Regions from separate parts of the Homo sapiens genome. Here region 1 is linked to region 2. Evidence: chromatin loops called from intact Hi-C (ENCODE). Cell type or tissue: endothelial cell of umbilical vein. All regions are shown on one strand. Each heading gives the region's core, and the rest is flanking DNA. Links, peaks and the distances in the headings are about the cores only. Region 1 overlaps OXA1L-DT (OXA1L divergent transcript). Region 2 has its middle 14 kb from the start of OR6J1.

Region 1 (5,374 bases), core at 122-5,121, 82 kb after region 2:
CCATACAATATAGGCCGGACAATATAGGTGGTGGCTCACGCCTGTAATCCCAACACTTTGGGAGGCTGAGGTGGGAGGATCATGAGGTCAAGAGATCGAGACCATCCTGGCCAACATGGTGAAACCCCGTCTCTACTAAAAATACAAAAATTAGCTGGGTGTGATGGTGTGTGCCTATCGTCCCAGCTACTCTGGAGGCTGAGGCAGGGGAATCGCTTGAACCCAAGAGGCAGAGGTTGCAGTGAGCGGAGATCTTGCCACTGCACTCCAGCCTGGCAACAGAGTGAGACTCTGTCTCAAAAGAAAAAAAAAGGCCAGGCGCAGTGGCTCACGCCTGTAATCCCAGCACTTTGGGAGGCCAAGGCAGGCAAATCACCTGAGGTTGGGAGTTCCACACTAGCCTGACCAACATGGAGAAACCCCATCTCTACTAAAAATACAAAATTAGCCGGGTGTGGTGGCACATGCTTGTAATCCCAGCTACTCGGAAGGCTGAGGCAGGGGAATCGCTTGAACCCGGGAGGTGGAGGTTGCAGTGAGCTGAGATCGCATGACTGCACTCCAGCCTGGGCAACAAGAGTGAAACTCCATCTGAAAAAAAAAAAAATTACAATGTAATAGTGATGCTAGGACCTAAGATTGGTCTTTTAAGATGTTTTCCAGACTTTTGTATTCTATCTCATGACTCAACTGATCCTGCAGCCCTGACCCAGAGGTAGATTCAGCACACAAGGATTGTTTTCTGCATTCCTATGATTTTATCCCCAACCAGTCAGCAGCACCCACTCCTTAGCCCCTGCTCACCAAATTATCTACAAAAACCCTAGCCTCTGAGTTCTCAGGGAGGCTGATTTCAGTAATAATTCTGTTTTCCACATGCCTAGCCAAGTTTTAATTAAACTCTTTCTTTACTGCAACGCCATGGTCTCTGTGAATTGGTTTTGTCTGTATAGTAGGCAGGAGAAACCTGTTGGGCAATTACAAAACTTTTTCTGGAGTTTCACGGTAAAAAAAAAAAAAAAAAAAAAAAGGCCCTTTCAAAATCCATTAATGGTAGGAAAAGTAGAGTCTATGTATGTGAGAGATCCTATAAAGAGTTATCAAACTGAACTTGGGTTCGCTCACCCAGCACAGTAAAGTCAAACATCCACACCAAGTTTTTTGCAGTGGGAGAAAGGAGGGCATTTATTTGCAGGGCACCCAACAAGGAGAATCAGGCAGCTCACACTTAAGACCCAACCTCCCCAGTGGCTTACAGTTAATGGTTTTTTAAGGCAAGGAAACAGCGGTTATGGGCAAAAATCATAAATTGGGCCAGGTGCTGTGGCTCACACTTGTAATCCCAGCACTTTGGAATGCCGAGGCAGGTAGATCACCTGAGGTCAGGAGTTCAAGACCACCCTGGCCAACGTGAAAAAACCCCATCTCTACTAAAAGTACAAAAATTAGCCAGGTGTGGTGGCAGGCGCCTGTAATCCCCAGCTATTTGGAAGGCTGAGGCAGGAGAATCACTTGAACCAGGGAGGCAGAGGTTGCAGTGAGCCAAGATTGTGCCACTGCACTCCAGCCTGGGTGACAGAGTGAGACTCTGTCTCAAAAAAAAAAATCATAAATCAATACATGGAGGCCATACAGGACATCTCAAATCGGGGCTCACAGGCCACAGGTGAATTCAAAGATTTTTCTGATTTGCAATTGGTTAAGGAGGGAAAACTTTGTAAAAAATTTAGGATCAGCAGAAAAGAATGTTAGCTCTGGTTTATGGGCATGCTCCCTCCACACCCTTCAGGAAGAAATTTATAACAAAGAATGGTGGCCAGCATTCATTCCTCAGTTTCCCCCTTATCTGAGGTCTGCGTGCCAGAGGAGCCATTTGATGGAGGTCTGGGTTTCTGAAAAACAACTCAGGGATATATGTTAAGATGTTATCTTCAGTTTCTAAAGGAAACCAAACATCCTGTGACTTCAACTTCCTTGGCTATTGTTTTAAGCTACCATTCCCTTCTTGCTTATCAAGTTGTTCATTTACTTCTCAAGGCTAGCTAGGTGCCTGGAATTTCCCTTGAAGGAATTCAAGATTTTTCTTTATTTCCATGCTTTGTGGGGAAGGTCATCCCTGGCAGGCCCCCAAGAGGGGTCTTTGCTCCATCTCAGAGTCTATGTGTGACTGGAACTCTCATACATTGCTAGTGGGAGTGCAAAATGATATAATCACTTTAGAAAATACTCTAACCTTCTCTTATAAAGTTTAACATATACTTACCATACAAACCATCAAATCCCTTTTTAGATGTGTACCCAAAGAAAATGAAAATAGAGATCTACTCAAAGACTTGTATGCAGCTTTATTAATGATAGCCAAAAACTAGAAACAGCCCACATGTCCATCAACTAGTGAATAGATAAGCGTATGGTGGAAGACCCATACTATGGAATGCTCCTCAGCCATAAAAAGGAACAAATTAACATATAATCTAGGTAAACTGACACCCATTTTACTTGGGAGGAATATGGCCTTCTAGTGAGAATGAGTAATGAAGGTGTGATATTGAAGAGTTGGCCCAGCTGTCCTCATGCACTGCTGTCCACTCTATCATTCATAGCCTTCTTCAGCCTCAGTTCCTGTTTTTTTAAAATAAGAACAACGTTCATCTCAACACATAAAACTGGCAAAATAGTAATAACTATGTTGTAGAGAATTCAGAAAACTGATGCTCTCCAACAGCTAGTGTGATCCTCAGGAGCGCAGTCTAGGAATGGGAAAAAAAAGCCTTAAAATGTGCAGACCTCCTGACCCAGCCATTTCACTTTTAGGCAATTTCCCTAAGACTATAATCACTTATGATGAAAATATTGGTCCTAGTGACATTGACAAAGTTACTCATTTTATCTGATGTATATTTGTTTCAGAAAAATAATGCCAATATTATTAGTAATAATAAAACTATGACCTACATAAACAAAAAAACTTTGTGTTATCTCACTTAAACCTCAAAACAGCCTGATGTGATACTTACAGATTTCACAGGTGAGGAAAATGTTGTGCCTAATGACACATATCTGGTAAGTATATCCTTAGTCATCAGGATGCAAACCTTGACTGTCTGAGACAATCCTCACTGTTAGCCACTGTCTTACACAGCCAGATATACAAGGCCTGGGCAATTGTACCCACTGTTAGAAATTCAGATAACTATGTTTTAGAGACTGCTAGTAATGACTATATCAAACAAATCAATACATTGAACATTAATTCTTTTTTTTTTTTTTGAGATGGAGTCTCGCTCTGTCGCCCAGGCTAGAGTGCAGTGGTGCGATCTTGGCTCACTGCAAGCTCCGCCTCCCGGGTTCACGCCATTCTCCTGCCTCAGCCTCCCAAGTAGCTGGGACTACAGGTGCCCGCCACCACGCCCGGCTAATTTTTTGTATTTTAGCAGAGACGGGGTTTCACCGTGTTAGCCAGGATAGTCTTGATCTCCTGACCTCGTGATCCGCCCGCCTCAGCCTCCCAAAGTGCTGGGATTACAGCCGTGAGCCACCGTGCCTGGCCGAACATTAATTCTTGAATTTGCTCATTGCTGTTCCCTATTTACAGATATGAGCCAAAGTGTAACTTTATAACAGACAAGTGTCACCTAACTCTTGTGAGTTTGATCCCAGGTTATCAATCTCCTACCCCTTCTAGTTTACTAGACAAAATATAAAGAACAGTTGGTCTGTCAAGGAGTTCTGGAAGTTTATTAACAAATTAACAGGGCAATAGAAGTTATTAGATTAGATTAGAGCTGAGGAATGATGGCAGGGTGTTCCCCTGCCCTACAAAGACCATTTTGACTTCCAACCTGGGGACAGAGTCCTGGTTATGACTTTAAAGGAACCTAAACGCCGGGCGTGGTGGCTGACGCCTGTAATCCCAGCACTTTGGGAGGCTGAGGGGGGTGAATCACTTGAGGTCAGGAGTTAGAGACCAGCCTGGCCAACACGGTGAAACCTCATCTCTACTAAAAATACAAAAATTAGCCGGGCGTGGTGGCGGGCACCTGTAATCCAGCTACTTGGCGGGCAGACACAGGAGAATCGCTTGAATCCGGGAGGCGGAGGCTGCAGTAAGCTGAGATCACACCACTGCATTCCAGCCTGGGCTACAGAGTGAGACTCTGTCAAAAAAAGAAAGAAAGAAAGGAGAAAGAGATAAAGAGAGAGAAAGAAAGAAAGAGACAAAGAAAGAAAGAGAGAGAGAGAGAAAGGAAGGAAGGAAGGAAGGAAGGAAGGAAGGAAGGAAGGAAGGAAGGAAGGAAGGAAGGAAGGAAGGGAAAGAAACAAAGAAAGGAAAGAAAGAAAGAAAGAAAGAAAGAAAGAAAGAAAGAAAGAGAGAGAGAGAGAGAAAGAAAGAAGGAGAAAGGAAGGAAGGAAGGAAGAAAGAAAGAAAGAAAAAAAGAAAAGAAAAAGAAAAAAAGAGAATAAAGGTCCTAAAAAGTCTAGCCTGACCACAGGTCATCTGGAAAGGCCAAGTTGATTCCACAGCCATTCTAAAATGTGCATTCTCTCCTTGATGGATCTGAAAACCTACTTTCCATCCCCACTCCAACCAACCCAGCCTTTCTATGGCAAGCGCATGCTCTGGGGCATGAGCACTGGTGAGAATCATTGCCCCTATAAAACTAAGACTAGAGTTGAGTTCTGTCCATCCCCAACTAGAAGGGAGATTATTTATCCCTTTCCATTATTTTCTCCCCTCTGTCTACTCCTTTCCCCTATTCTCACTAAACACTAACTCATCTTGCAAATATTAGTCACTTTAAGTCATAAAACAACCCATCACACTGGAATATCTTGAGGTGTCAAACTCTCAGTGTGTATCAATTCCTGAAAAGTGTTGGGTTCTAACTAAAGAGTCAGGGAAGGCCTGGTGCAGTGGCTCATGCCTGTAATCCTAACACTTTGGGAGGCAGAGGCTGGCAGACGGCCTGAGCTTGGATGTTCAAGACCAGCCTGGACAACATGGTGAAACCCCGTCTCCATTTAAAAGAAAAAAAAAGAGCTAGGGGGATATCAGAATGGCTCTTCCTCTTCCCTCTTCCCTGCCCTTCCTGCCTATCCCATGAAGGAGGCAGAATGCCCACCAAAGAGGCAGCCACAGGGAGGCAGAGAACCAAAGAAGATGCTGGCAAAGGAGGTGTCACCAGAGATGGGACTGAGAAGCTGAGAGGGTCAAGAAAAATGGAGTGACCTTCTCCCACATGGAATGGAAGAAAGCTAGAAAAAAATTGAGATATTGGATTGGAATTGGAGATACTGGTGTGAATTTATATTTGCTAGATGATGATTAGATAGATATAGATAATCAATGTGTGCATGTGAACCCTAGTTCCAA
Region 2 (5,374 bases), core at 145-5,144:
TCTTGTCACTCAGGCTAGAGTGCAGTGGCGGGATCTCAGCTCACTGCAAACTCTGCCTCCCAGGTTCAAACCATTCTCCTGTCTCAGCCTCCTGAGTAGCTGGGATTACAGGCACCTGCGACCACGCCCGGCTAATTTTTGCATTTTTAATAAAGACCAGTGGCCATGTTGGCCAAGCTGGTCTTAAACTCCTGACATCAGGTGACCCACCCACCTTGGCCTCCCAATGTGCTGGGATTACAGACGTGAGCCACCACGCCAGGCATTTAGGGCCCATTCTTGAGGCCCAGGGATGGAAACATATTAAGCTAGTCTTCACAGAACAATCAAAGTTGTTGACAACATCTTAAGTTAGCCAGTGCTAGCACTCAGAGAGAGGCCAGCCATCCCAGAAGGACAGGAAGTGGCCTAGAATTCACCCTTGGTTTTCTCATGCCTCCCTTCTTAGAAGGCTCTCCTGTTTAGAATGCCCCAACCCCCTGCAAAGTGCTGCAAAAAGTGCCCATGTCTTTATCAGCCCTACCCCACAGGCTACTTGATTTGTGACAGACTCCACTGGGCAAGAGGCATGTTGCCTTTTTAAACTGATCAAAAAACATTCATTCAGCACCTACTTTATGTCAAGCACTCTTCTGGGCACAAGGGCACAGCAATAAATAGGTCAAAGTCTCTGCCCTCAAGGAGTTTTCTTTCTAGTAGGGAAGACAAATACAAATATGTAAATAAAACATCAGGTAGTGCTATGAACAAAAGTAGAGCAAGGTAAGGGAAGAGAGAATAACAAGGAGGGGGGTCTTTTTAACAGAAGACAGGAAAAGTTCATCTATGGAGGTGACACTGAGCAAAGGCCACAGGGCTGGGGCCCCAGGCTCTGAGATGGGCGCTAGTGATGTGCTTGAAGAACAAGAAGGCCTCTATGGCTGGATCAAGCTCAATGAGCATGGGGGATAAAGAGGTGGAGGGGCAGAGGAGGAATTACCCTGCAGCTCCTGGCCCAGCATGGCCACACGGTGCACACGGCTCCTGCCCATAGCCATAACCCCAGTGGCCCCAGCCCTTGCCTGCCATATTTTCCTCAGGCCTTCAACAAGACTCATTAAACTTTATCTAAAGTTACTGTGTTCTGCAGCTGGGGGAAAAGGGCAAACTTCCACTCCTTAAGTTAGAGCAATCAACAGCCAAGGGATTTGGAAGTGGCTGGGGCCTTGTTATCTTAAGGTTGTAATGAGCCTCGTGAGAATACCCACAACTTCGCTCCAGAGAGGGGGAGCTTCCCTCAGCAGATCCATACTCGGGATTCCAAGTTTCAAAATTCCGTAGAAACTGGGAAGCAATCCAAATACACCAGGCCTGCACTAGATGCACAGAGTCACAAAGTCTCCCCAGAATGGCTTGTACCAAGGCTTTGTCGGGGATGTTGCTCTAATAATCCAGCAGGCTCCCTGGGGCTGCCTGTGGCTGCGCTTGATGAATCTCATTATCCACAGTTACACTTTTACCTCAAGAGGAAAGGACATGGGATGATTCACTAGCTGCTACCTCACCAACACAACCCAAAAGCAAGGGTCAGAGTCCTCTCATCTAAGAATTTAATATTTTCTGGGGCTAGAGAAGCAGGAAGCTCCTGGGAGCCTGGAAACCCCCTCCAGCTGGGTGACCAGGAAAATCCAAGAGTAAGTAACTGCTTCTCAGCCCTGAGGTAAGTTGGGGCCTGTTTAAGGTAGCTGAGCTATTGGAAAATAAGGAGCGTGTGGGGCATATCAAAGAGGATACAATATAATCATGCTAATAAATAATAATACCTTGGAATGGTGGCTCACACTTGTAATCTCAGCTACTTAGGAGGCTGAAGCAGGCAGATCACCTGAGCACAGGAGTTTGAGGCCAGCCTGGGCAACAAAGAAAGACTCCATCTCTAAAAATAAAAACAAAAACCAAAAAGAAAAATAATAATAGTCAACACTTACTGAACACTTACTGTGTACCATTCCAAGCATTTTACATGTTATTTCAACCTCCAAGCAAACTCTAGGAGCTAGGTGGTGCTATTGTAATACCCAGTCCACCAAGAAGGAAGCTGAGGCACAGAGACATTAAGGTACTTGCTTCCAAACTTACACAACTAATTAATGGGAGAGTCAGGATTTAGATTAAGGTCAGAATCCAGAAGTGGTATCCATAGGTGCTGTGCGTGTGGCACTCTGGAAACTATCCCATTGCCTAAATATCCTGGATATAGTCAGCAACAACTAATCTTTTGCACAAATTATTTTTCAATGGAAATGTGCCTGCCCCATGTCTTGAAGACTGCATCTCTTGGAAAAGCCCATGCTTTTATTTATTTATTTATTTATTTTGAGATAGAGTTTCACTCTTGTTGCCCACGCTGGAGGTCAATGACACAATCTCGGCTCACCGCAACCTTTACCTCCCGGGTTCAAGAGATTCTCCTGCCTCAGTCTCCCGAGTAGCTGGGATTACAGTCATGCACCACCACGGCTAATTTTTTGTATTTTTAGTAGAGACGGGGTTTCTCCATGTTGGTCAGGCTGGTCTCAAACTCCCGACCTCAGGTGATCCGCCCGCCTCAGCCTCCAAAAGTGCTGGGATTACAGGCGTGAGCCACCACGCCCAGCCAAGCCCATGCTTTTATAAGTGCCAGATTGGTGCGAACTCTGTTCCCAGAAGAATAAAGAGCTGGGCTCTGTAAACTCCAGAGTCCCTCCCTGCCTTGTGCTCAGAGTCCGATGGAATGGCTCTGGGTGAGATGCAAGGCAAAGACTAATTCACAGAGAGAACCTGTGGAGGCCAACAGGTCCACTGCAAACAGAACTTAATCTACATCCCCACATGGTACTGTCTGTTGTTTTCAGGGCAGCTGGACACTGTCCAGCTAACTCTATAGGGTCTTGTGAGTTGCAGCTGCCCTGGGTCTATCTGAGGAACCATTCTGCTGCCTCCTCTCTCCAATCAAAGGAATAGCCACCCTCCATAGGTGGCCTCCACCATCCTAGACAGAGAGCACCTATGGAGCTCTTAAGCACAATCAAGGACAAGAAGATGCATGGTCTCCTACGGAAGGACATTCCTTATTACATCTAAGCTAAGTATTTCCTGCCACCTCCAACCCCTCCAGCATCTCTGCTCTCCCTAAGGAAAAACAACAGAGGGCAATGACTGTTTGCTTATAACCCAATCAGTCATGGCAGACCCTCTGCCTTCTCTTAACATTTTTGTAACATTTTTTCTTCTTTTTTTAATAGTTAAATGGATCATTTATCCTACAGTGACAAACTGTAACCAAAACAAATTGTGAGGCTCTAGACTCCTGACAGCACCAAAAAATCAAATTGCATTTTTGTAGCATTTCTTGATGTCCTTTGTAATTATAGAAATCTAATTTTTTCCAGCTTTTAATTGCAAAATATTCAGATGTACAGAAAATCTTTAAAAATAGTACAAGGAACAACGAAGACCCATCACCTAATTTCATTTTAAAACTTTAAGTAAGCTAAGGATGGGGCACAGTGGCTCACACCTGTAGTCCCGGCATTTTGGGAGGCTGAAGCAGGAGGATCTCTCAAGCCTAGGAGTTCGAGACCAGCTTGGACAATATAATGAGACCTTGTCTCTACAAAAAAATACAAGAATTAGCTCATGCCTATAGTCCCAGCTACTAAGGAGGCTGAGGTGGGGGTAGGAGGATCTGCTTGAGCCAGGGAGATCAAGGTGCAGAGAGCCATGATCATGCCACTGCATTCCAGCCTGGGCAACAGAGACTCTGTCTCAAAAATAAATAAATAAAACTATTAGTAAGCTAAGGATAGGAGGAAATTTCAAACATTCATAAGAAGCCTAATTAATAATTATATTCAATGTTGAAATATTAAAATAATTCTAACTACAAAATCAGAAAAATATAAGCTCCATATTTTTTCATTTCATCTTGGTTAGAAACTGTAATTGAAGAGAAAAGCTATAAGCCTTAGTTAACAAACAACATTTGGCCTGTGCAGTGGCTCACATCTGTAATCCCAGCACTTTGGGAGGCCGAGGCGGGTGGATCACCTGAGATCAGGAGTTCGAGACCAGCCTAGCCAACATGGTGAAACCCCGTCTCTACTAAAAATACCAAAATTAGCCGGGCGTGGTGGCAGGTGTCTGTAATTCCCAGCTACACGGGAGGCTGAAGCAGGAGAATGGCTTGAACCCTGGAGGTGGAGGTTGCAGTGAGCTGACATTGGGCCACTGTGCTCCAGCCTGGATGACAAGAGCAAGACTCCATCTCAAAAAACAAAAACAAAAACAAAAAATAGATCCCATTATGTATGAGACTCAATATTAGTTTATTAGGTTGGGAAGTCCAAGATCAAGGTGCTAGCAGCGTTCGTGTCTGGTGAGGGCCCAGTCTCTGCTTCCAAGATGGCATCTTAAAAGGCTGTGTTCTCACATGGCGGAAGGGATGAAAGAGCAAAAAGGGACTAGCTAGTTCCCTCCAGCCCTTTTATAAGGTTGCTAATTCCATTCATGAGGGCTCTGTTCTCATTATTTAATCACCTCCTAAAGGCCTTACCTCTTAATACTGTAGCACTGGGGATTGAGTTTCAGCTTGAATTTTGGAGGGGACACAAATATTCAAACCATAGCACAGGGTTACAACTATCCTTGGGACTATTAAAAAATATTTTAATATTGTAGGAAAGCTCTTTGACCTTTTAGTTGGCTGATTTAGACAAATGCTCAATTCTTTAAGCACAGTATACAAAATAAAACATAGATTTAAATTTTTGAGTAACTGACATGTAAATGTTTTTGCTGACTGTCCTTATCTACCTAATAATATGAAATGATTGGTTTAGGACTTTCCTTTCTAAAAGCATCTATGTCAGTCCCCTTTCTTTCAAGGCATATTGTTTAATTTTTTTTCTTTTTTTTTTTTTTTTTTTTGAGATGGAGTCTTGCTCTTTGTCGCCCAGGCTGGAGTACAGTGACGCGATCTCGGCTCACTGCAACCTCCACCTCCCGGGTTCAAGTGATTCTCCTGCCTCAGCCTCCCGAGTAACTGGGATTACAGGCACCTGCCACCACGCCTGGCTAATTTTTGTATTTTTAGTAGAGACGAGGTTTCACCATGTTGGCTAGGCTGATCTCGAACTCCAAAGTGCTGAGATTACAGGTGTGAGCCACCGCACGTGGCCCATAATGGGATCCATTGTGGATCCTCCATTCTACTCTACCAATTTACTTGCTATTTTCATGTCAATACCATCCTGATTTGCTATGTAGTTTTTGATATGTGGCAAGCATGTCATTGCTATTTGTTAATTTTTCCCCACACACACACACACACATGCACACACACACACAAAATCCT

Evidence for each region. Hi-C counts contacts between places; a loop is a spot of excess contacts. Peaks named below come from ENCODE experiments on the same cell type or tissue, not always from the same donor. Only the 100,000 strongest peaks of a DNase experiment are listed, where the experiment ranks them.
Region 1: a loop joins it to region 2, with 8 times the contacts of the local background. A loop is called at or near these places in 1 of 110 quality-filtered maps.

What each region holds. Positions count from the first base shown.
Region 1 is chr14:22,737,645-22,743,018 of GRCh38, forward strand. The region is part of intron 1 of OXA1L-DT (OXA1L divergent transcript); the gene reads right to left. Among named protein-coding and RNA genes, the nearest start is that of OXA1L-DT, 26 kb to the right of the region's middle. In endothelial cell of umbilical vein, for the core only: no CTCF peak of the experiment used is centred there; DNase peaks (open chromatin) are centred at 2,017 and 2,547; H3K27ac peaks cover 2,652 bases.
Region 2 is chr14:22,656,035-22,661,408 of GRCh38, forward strand. No RefSeq gene overlaps it. Among named protein-coding and RNA genes, the nearest start is that of OR6J1, 14 kb to the left of the region's middle. In endothelial cell of umbilical vein, for the core only: a CTCF peak has its summit at 2,031; a DNase peak (open chromatin) is centred at 2,057; H3K27ac peaks cover 1,918 bases.